Regions from separate parts of the Homo sapiens genome. Here all the other regions are linked to region 2. A link is an interaction called in ENCODE POLR2A ChIA-PET data of the cell type or tissue named here. Cell type or tissue: Panc1. All regions are shown on one strand.

Region 1 (2,500 bases), 97 kb after region 2:
TCTAGGTGGGAGGCAACCCAGACCCCCACACGGCCTCCTGTGACACCCTTGCAGACAGTAGTCTCTCCAGGTGGCATGTGGCTTGAGAATTTTTTTGGAGCTTACTCTATGAGTCTGTGCCTGTCTAGGTATTGTGGCTCACGCCTGTAATCCCAGCACTTTGGGAAGCTGAGGCGGAAGGATTGCTTGAGCCCAGGAGACCAGCCCTGGGAACATGGTGATACCCTATCTTTACCCCAAAAAAAAAAAAAAAAGCCAGGTGTGGTGGTGCACACCTGTAGTCCCAGCTACTTGGGAGGTTGAGGTGGGAGGATCACTTGAACCCAGGAGGTCGAGGCTGTCATGAGCCATGATCATGCCACTGCACTCTAGCCTGGGCAACAGAGCAAGACCTTGTCTCAAAACAAAACAAAAAAAAGTGTGTGTGTGTGTGTGTGTGTGTGTGTGTGTGTGCCTTCAGTTCTGTGTGTGTGTGTACCTGTCTCTATCCCTACCAGGGGTTGTGTCTCTATGTCTCTATTTATATCTAAATGGATATTTTTTGTGCCCTACATTTTCCAAGAGGATTCCTTGCAAGTTTCCTTTTTTGTTCAGAAGATCTTCCTGGCCGGGCACGGTGGTTCACACCTGTAATCCCAACACTTTGGGAGGCTGAGGCAGGTGGATCACATGGTCAGGAGTTTGAGACCAGCCTGGCCAATATGGTGAAACTCCATCTCTACTAATAATACAAAAATTAGCCAGGCATGGTGGTGGGCGCCTGTAATCCCAGCTACTCAGAAGGCTGAGGCAGGAGAATTGCTTGAACTCGGGAGGCGGAAGTTGCAGTGAGCCGAGATGGCACCACTGCACACAGCCTGGGCGACAGAGAAAGACTCTGCCTGAAAAAAAAAAAAAAAAAGATTTTTCTCTATCTGGTAAGCTTTTAATTTTTAACTTTCTGCCCTCCAACTATGCACATCTTCACAGTGCAGATGTATCTCTAATTGATTAACTGGGTCCCTTGACAGCCATCACTAAGGCAAAGCTGGACTGCTTTGTTTTGGGCATTTCTTTTGTCTTCTAAAGGCTCATAATGTAGGAGTCTGCAGGGCCAGGCTCCCGGCTGAGTGCTTCGAGAGGATCATCCCAGGAGTTGCCACCGATGCAGGATTTTTCTCAGCCACATTGCTGCCCAGAGACCTCTGGCCAGCAATGCCACTGCCCTGGCCTTGCACTGTTCCCAGGTTTGTTGCAGGAGGCACCCTGCCCACTCAGCCCACCAGGGCACAGCTGGATTGCACTCTGGCATGGATCCCACAGCCACCGTGACTTTGCACTCAGCCCCTGGGTGGGAGGGGGTGTGTGAACTAGCAAGTGTGGGGTCCCACTGGCCCCTGCAAGCACTGACACAGGGGCAGGCTCCATGTAGGGTTTGTGGCTGGACCAGGTGTGTTGCAAGCGGCTCCCACTGTGTACTCTGGCGTTCAGACAAGGAGAACACGGCGGCACCCAAACAGGGAAGCCCATGACCCTGAAGTCCCAGAGGTGGTGTTATAGCATGCTAACAGCTCTGTTAGTCCCTCCACAGCCTGACGAAAGGAGGCATGTTAGTAGTTCTGTTATGTTGCCCCACTCTGGCCTGTAGCTCCAGGGCTGGCCTGGTCTTGCCACTGCTTTCTGTTGCATGGGGTGGCCGCTAGGCACCAATCGTGGGGAGCTATGGTGCTACTGCCTTCTTTGTACCTACATTCGGCAGGGTCCCAAGTTCTTGTCCCACGTCCAAGAAGAATGAGATCACACTTACAATCCAAGGGTGAGAAGGGTGGAGAAGATTTTTATTATTAAGTGACATAAAAGCTCTCAGCAGAGAGGGGATGTGAGGGTAGTCCCCCACCTGAAGTCAGGTGGTCTCTCCCTCAGTGTGGCTGGGTCTGGGGCTTTTATGGACTTAGAATGGGGGAGTGCATGCTGATTGGTTTGTGAGTATGCAAAAGAGGCTAAAACAAAGGCACCATTCAAAGATGGGCATGACAGTGTAAAAAACCAATTACGGGCTGGGTGTGGTGGCTCACACCTGTAATCCCAGCACTTTGGGAGGCCAGGGCAGGCAGATCACCTGAGGTCAGGAGTTTGAGACCAGGCTGGCCAACATGGTAAAACCCTGTCTCTATTAAAAATTCAAAAATGAGCCAGGCGTGGTAGCGGGCACCTGTAATCCCAGCTACTTGGGAGGCTGAGGCAGGAGAATTGCTTGAACCCAGGAGGCGGAGGTTGCAGTGAACCAAGATCATGCCACTGGACTCCAGCCTGGGCAACAGAGCGAGACTCCATCTCAAAAAAAGAAAGAAAAGAAAAAAAAATTAGGGAAGGGTAGGTACATGTAAAATAGATGAAGGGTGGGGAGGAATCAGAGGAAAGTGCACCAAACAGGAAGACAAGTTCTCAATCTGGTCCGTGGATTTATCTGAGACTTGCAGCTTGGCCTTCAGGCTTAAAACTGTCTTTGGCTTGAAGATGA
Region 2 (2,500 bases):
AGTGCTGGGATTACAGGTGCGTGCACCACGCCCAGCTAATTTTGTTAATTTTTTTGTAGGGACAAGGTCTTGCCATATTCCCCAGGCTGGTCTTGAACTCCTGGACTCAAGTGATCCTCCTGCTTTGACCTCCCAAACTGTTGGCATTACAGGAGTGAGCCACCGCATCTGGCCTCTTCTGTTATTTTCCAATAGCTTTCTCATGTGAGTTACCCTTAGGTTGGCAATCTATCTGGAACTGATTTTTGTGTACGGTGTAAGTTAGGGTTTTAAATTTTATCAAAGTAATGCACATAGCTAATAAAATAAAAATAAATGAGTCTACTTTCTTAAGGAGACTTCTTTAAAAACTATTTCTCCATTATGAAAATAGTAGCATCATTGGCCAGCCTGTAATCCCAGCACTTTGGGAGGCCAAGGTGGGCAGATCACGGGGGCAGGAGTTCGAGACCAGCCTGGCCAACGTGGTGAAACCCCATCTCTACCAAAAATACAAAAATTTGCCAGGCATGGTAGTGAGCGCCTGTAATCCTAGCTACTCAGGAGGCTGAGGCAGGAGAATCGCTTGAACCCGGGAGGCGGAGATTGCAGTGAGCTGAGATCACACTATTGCACTCCAGCCTGGGCGACAGAGTCAGACTCCGTCTCAAAAAATAAAAAGAAAAAAGAAAATATTCACATCTCATTACTGAAAACTTAGAAAGAGCCAGGGAGGTTTCATGGCTCAAGGAACTAACAAACCTGGGTTTTGTTTTTGTTTTTGGAGACAGGGTCTCACTCTGTCACCCAGGCTGGAGTGCATTGGTGTAATCATGCAATCATAGCTCACTGTGACCTCAAACTCCTGTCCTCAAGCAATCCTCCCACCTCAGCCTCCCAAAATGCTGGGATTATAGGCGTGAGTCACTGTGCATAGCCACAAACCTGGGTTTGAATTCTGGTTCTGCCACTTTGTGACTGGGTAACCTTGGGTGAGTGTCTGCTCTTGTGTTAGCCTCAGTGACCTAATATCTAAAACTGATACAACAGTGCCTACTTTGCAAATGCTTGGAAAGATACAGCAAGTAAAACGTGTAACACGGGGTGGGGCTGATCAAGAAAGAGCTCCATAGATAATAGCCACAATTATTTACAAAAGATTTCATTCAATCACTCAGTGGCCATTGAGAATGCTTGGAGCATTTTTTCTTGTACACAGGAATTGGGCTGAATCACGGTCATACCACAGTCTGACGTTATTTTTACTGGACTCTTCTAAGCATTCTTTGATACTGGCTCATAATATTCCATTGTGTGGTTTACTTTACCCAATCTGAGAGATGCCATCCATGGAAAAAAGCCAGGGCTTTGGAGACAGACAGCTTGCGTTTAAACCCAGCTCCAGCATTGAGTAGCTGTGAGCCATTTGCCTCTCTGTGCCTCAATTTCCACATCTGCAAAATGGGGATAATAAACCATGCTGTATATTTGACGTATTTTAGAGAGTTGTGAGAATTAGATGAGTGAATGAATGGATGTAATGAACTAAGACCTGTGGTAAAAACAGCACTTGTTATAAACCGAGTCCTTAAAAATCTTAATAGAAATATTTCAAGGTTTTAGCTGGGTGCGGTGGTACATACCTGCAGTCTTAGCTACTTGGGAGGCTGAGGCAGGAGGGTTATGTGAGCCTAGGGGTTCAAGACCAGCCTGGGCAACATAGTGAGACCCCCATCTCTAATTTATATATGTATAGTTATATATGTACATATATAAAGAATAGTAAGATGTAGGCTTTTTGGGTTTGGTTTTTTCTTTTTCTTTTTTTTTTTTTAAAGTCAGGATCTTGCTCTGTTCCCCAGGCTGGAGTACAGCGGTGCGATCTCAGCTCACTACATCCTCAACTTCTCGGGCTCAAGCAATCCTCCCACCTCAGCCTCCTGAGTAGCTAGGACTACAGGCTCACACTGCTACGCCCGGCTAATTTTTGTATTTTTTGTAGAGACGAAGACTTGCGATGTTGCCCAGGCTGGTCTCAAACTCCTAGGCTCAAGGGATCCTTCCACCTTGGCCTCCCAGAGTGCTGAAATTACAGGCGTGACCCACTGTGCCTGGCCAAGAATAGTAAGATGTTAATGATAGAATCCAGTTGGATATATGGCGGATATATGTGTGTTCCTTGTAAAGGTCTTTCAGTTTTCCTGTGCATTTGAAAATGTTCATAATAAGATGTTGGGGAAAATGCTTGGGGACATCCACGTAGTTGCTGTTGTCGACCTTTATGGTGAAGCCACAGCAGCAACTGATTCCCGAGTGATTGACACGCTGTGTGTTCATTTAATGACCCTGACAATCTTTAATGCAGACTTTAGAAATTTTACAGATGGACCCATTTTACAGACGAGGAAACTGAGGCTCAGCAAGGCTAAGCACCTTGTCGTGTGACCTACAGGTCACCGACTGGGTGGGGGGCAGACAAGGTGAATGGTAGAGGGACAGCTCCCTTCCAGAAAGAACGGTA
Region 3 (2,500 bases), 210 kb after region 2:
ATCTTGTGGCCCCCTATACAGGAACTGACTCAGCTCAAGAAGACAGCTTCGACTCCCTATGATTTCATTCCTGAGCAATCAACACTCCTGGCTCACTAGCTTCCCCCCACCCACCGCGTTGTTGTTAAAAGCTCTGATCCTAGAATGCTCAGGGAGACTGATTTGAGTAATAATACAACTCCGGTCTCCCGCACAGCGCACAGCGGGCTCTGGCTCCTCTGCGTGAATCACTCTTTTTTTTTTTTTTTTTTAAGGCGGAGTCTTGCTGTGTTGCCCAGGCTGGAGTGCAGTGGCGTGGTCTCAGCTCATTGCATCACTGGAAGCTCCGCCTCCCGGGTTCACGCCATTCTCCTGCCTCAGCTTCCCAAGTAGCTGGGACTGCAGGCACGTGCCGCCACGCCCGGCTAATTTTTTGTGTTTTTAGTAGAGACAGGGTTTCACCGTGTTAGCCAGAATGGTCTCGGTTTCCTGACCTCGTGATCCGCCCACCTCAGCCTCCCAAAGTGGTGGGATTACAGGCGTCAGCCACTGCGCCCAGCGAATTACTCTTTCTCTATTGCAATTCCCCTGTTTTGATGTATGGGCTCTGTCTAGGCAGCAGGAAACGTGAACCCCTTGGGCGGTTACAATAGTTCCAGTTCGAGGTGTCAGCACAATAGACTTCCTTCTGAGGGCTCTCTCCTTGGCTTGCAGATGGTCATCTTCTCCCCTTGTTTTTTGTTTTATTTTTTGTTGTTTGTCGGTTTGTTTTTGAGACAGGGTCTCACTCTGTCGCCCAGGCTGGAGTGCAGTGGTGTGATCTAGGCTTACTGCAATCTCCACCTCCCACGATCCTCCCACCTCAGCTTAGTAGTACTAGGACTACAGGTGCACACCACCACCATGCCCGGCTAATTTTCGGTATGTTTTGTAGAAATGGGGTTTCGTCATGTTGCCCAGGCTGGTTTTGAACTCCTGACCTCAAGTGATCCACCCGCCTCGGCCTCCCAAAGTGCTGGGATTATAGGCGTGAGCCTTTGAATTCTTGCATCATCTGTGGGTGTCACCTTGAGACCTGGTGACCAACCTGTTCCTCAACACCTTTCACCCAATGCTTTTAGCACTTCTCTGTTGTTGCTGAATCATTGGATTTATTTGTACTATTAGAGTCTATGTGTGCCAACTGACACTGGTTTTCCACTTCCTGGAGTGAAATGACATCTCCTGTTTAAATAAATGTGTTGAATTAAAAACAAAAGAGTGGGTTGATTTAAAGAAAATTATTAAGCAGTGAAGTGGGCAGGTGATGCATGAATGTGTGGCAAAAAAAAAAAAAAAAGGGACGTGAAACTCAAATGGCAGCTGTTTGGGGTATCGCTGGTTGAGGGCTTAGGGTCAAACTCAAGCTCCTGTTTGCTGTGGAGCTCTGGGCTTCATGCTAGAAGTCTCCCCTTGGGCTCTCACTCACATCATGGAAAAATAATTTTTAATAAAGGAAGTGGGCCGGGCATAGAAGCTCATGTCTGTAATCCCAGCACTTTGGGAGGTGAAGGTGGAATGATTGCTTGAGCCCAGGAGGTCAAAGCTGCAGAGCTGTGATCACACCACTGCACTCCAGCCTGGGCAACAGAGCAAGACCCCACCTCAAGAAAGAAGAAAAAAAGAAAAAGGGAGGAAGTGAACAAAGGAAGTGGTCATACCAAGCACACAGGGTTTTTTTGTTTTTGAAAAAAAAAGTTCTAGTCCACGAAAAAAGATTCAAAGAGAAAAGTCAGAAAGCCCTTTTAAATATATATATATATATATATAAAACTTGGGGCCGGGCATGGTGGCTCACGCCTGTAATCCTAGCACTTTGGGAGGCCGAGGCGGGCAGATCGCGAGGTCAGGAGTTCGAAACCAGCCTGGCCAACATGGTGAAACCCCGTCTCCACTAAAAATACAAAAATTAGCTGGGCGTGGTGGTGCACCCTTGTAATCCCAGCTACTGGGGAGGCTGAGGCAGGAGAATGGCTTCATTGAACCCAGGAGGCAGAGGTTGCAGTGAGCCGAGATCGTGTTACTGCGCTCCAGCCTGGGTGACAAGCAAGACTCAGTCTTAAAAAAAAAAAAAAAAAAAAAAAAAAAAACTTGGATATTAGCTTTTGATTAAGCTGACTTCTAACTATAAAGCTCTTTAAAATAACTACTCTTAAATTTCTTATTACCAGATTAAATTTCTTATTAAAATAAATAAATTTATTTATTTATTTATTTTATTTTTGAGATGGAGTGTCTGTCTGTTGCCCAGGCTGGAGTGCAGTGGTGCAATCTCAGCTCACTGCAACCTCCGCCTCCTGGGTTCAAACAATTCTTTTGTCTCAGCCTCCCAAGTAGCTGGGACTACAGGCAGACACCACCATGTCCGGCTAATTTTTGTATTTTTAGTAGACATAGAGTTTCACCATATTGGTCAGGCTGGTCTCGAACTCCAGACCTCAGGTGATCCACCCGCCTTGGCCTCCCAAAGTGCTGGGATTAC

The links. ChIA-PET counts read pairs that join two places held together with the same protein. Peaks named below come from ENCODE experiments on the same cell type or tissue, not always from the same donor. Only the 100,000 strongest peaks of a DNase experiment are listed, where the experiment ranks them.
Region 1: POLR2A ChIA-PET joins it to region 2 with 5 read pairs; 7 of 35 experiments call an interaction of 5 or more read pairs at or near these places.
Region 3: POLR2A ChIA-PET joins it to region 2 with 8 read pairs; 3 of 35 experiments call an interaction of 5 or more read pairs at or near these places.

What each region holds. Positions count from the first base shown.
Region 1 is chr19:38,980,024-38,982,523 of GRCh38, reverse strand. No RefSeq gene overlaps it. Among named protein-coding and RNA genes, the nearest start is that of FBXO17, 5.5 kb to the right of the region's middle. In Panc1, no CTCF peak of the experiment used is centred here; no DNase peak of the experiment used is centred here.
Region 2 is chr19:39,077,472-39,079,971 of GRCh38, reverse strand. No RefSeq gene overlaps it. Among named protein-coding and RNA genes, the nearest start is that of ACP7, 5.6 kb to the left of the region's middle. RefSeq lists a silencer at 1,049-1,343. In Panc1, no CTCF peak of the experiment used is centred here; DNase peaks (open chromatin) are centred at 1,041 and 1,141; H3K4me3 peaks cover 363 bases; H3K27ac peaks cover 2,500 bases.
Region 3 is chr19:38,863,583-38,866,082 of GRCh38, reverse strand. No RefSeq gene overlaps it. Among named protein-coding and RNA genes, the nearest start is that of RINL, 13 kb to the left of the region's middle. RefSeq lists enhancers at 1-380, 940-1,234. In Panc1, no CTCF peak of the experiment used is centred here; a DNase peak (open chromatin) is centred at 1,172; H3K27ac peaks cover 572 bases.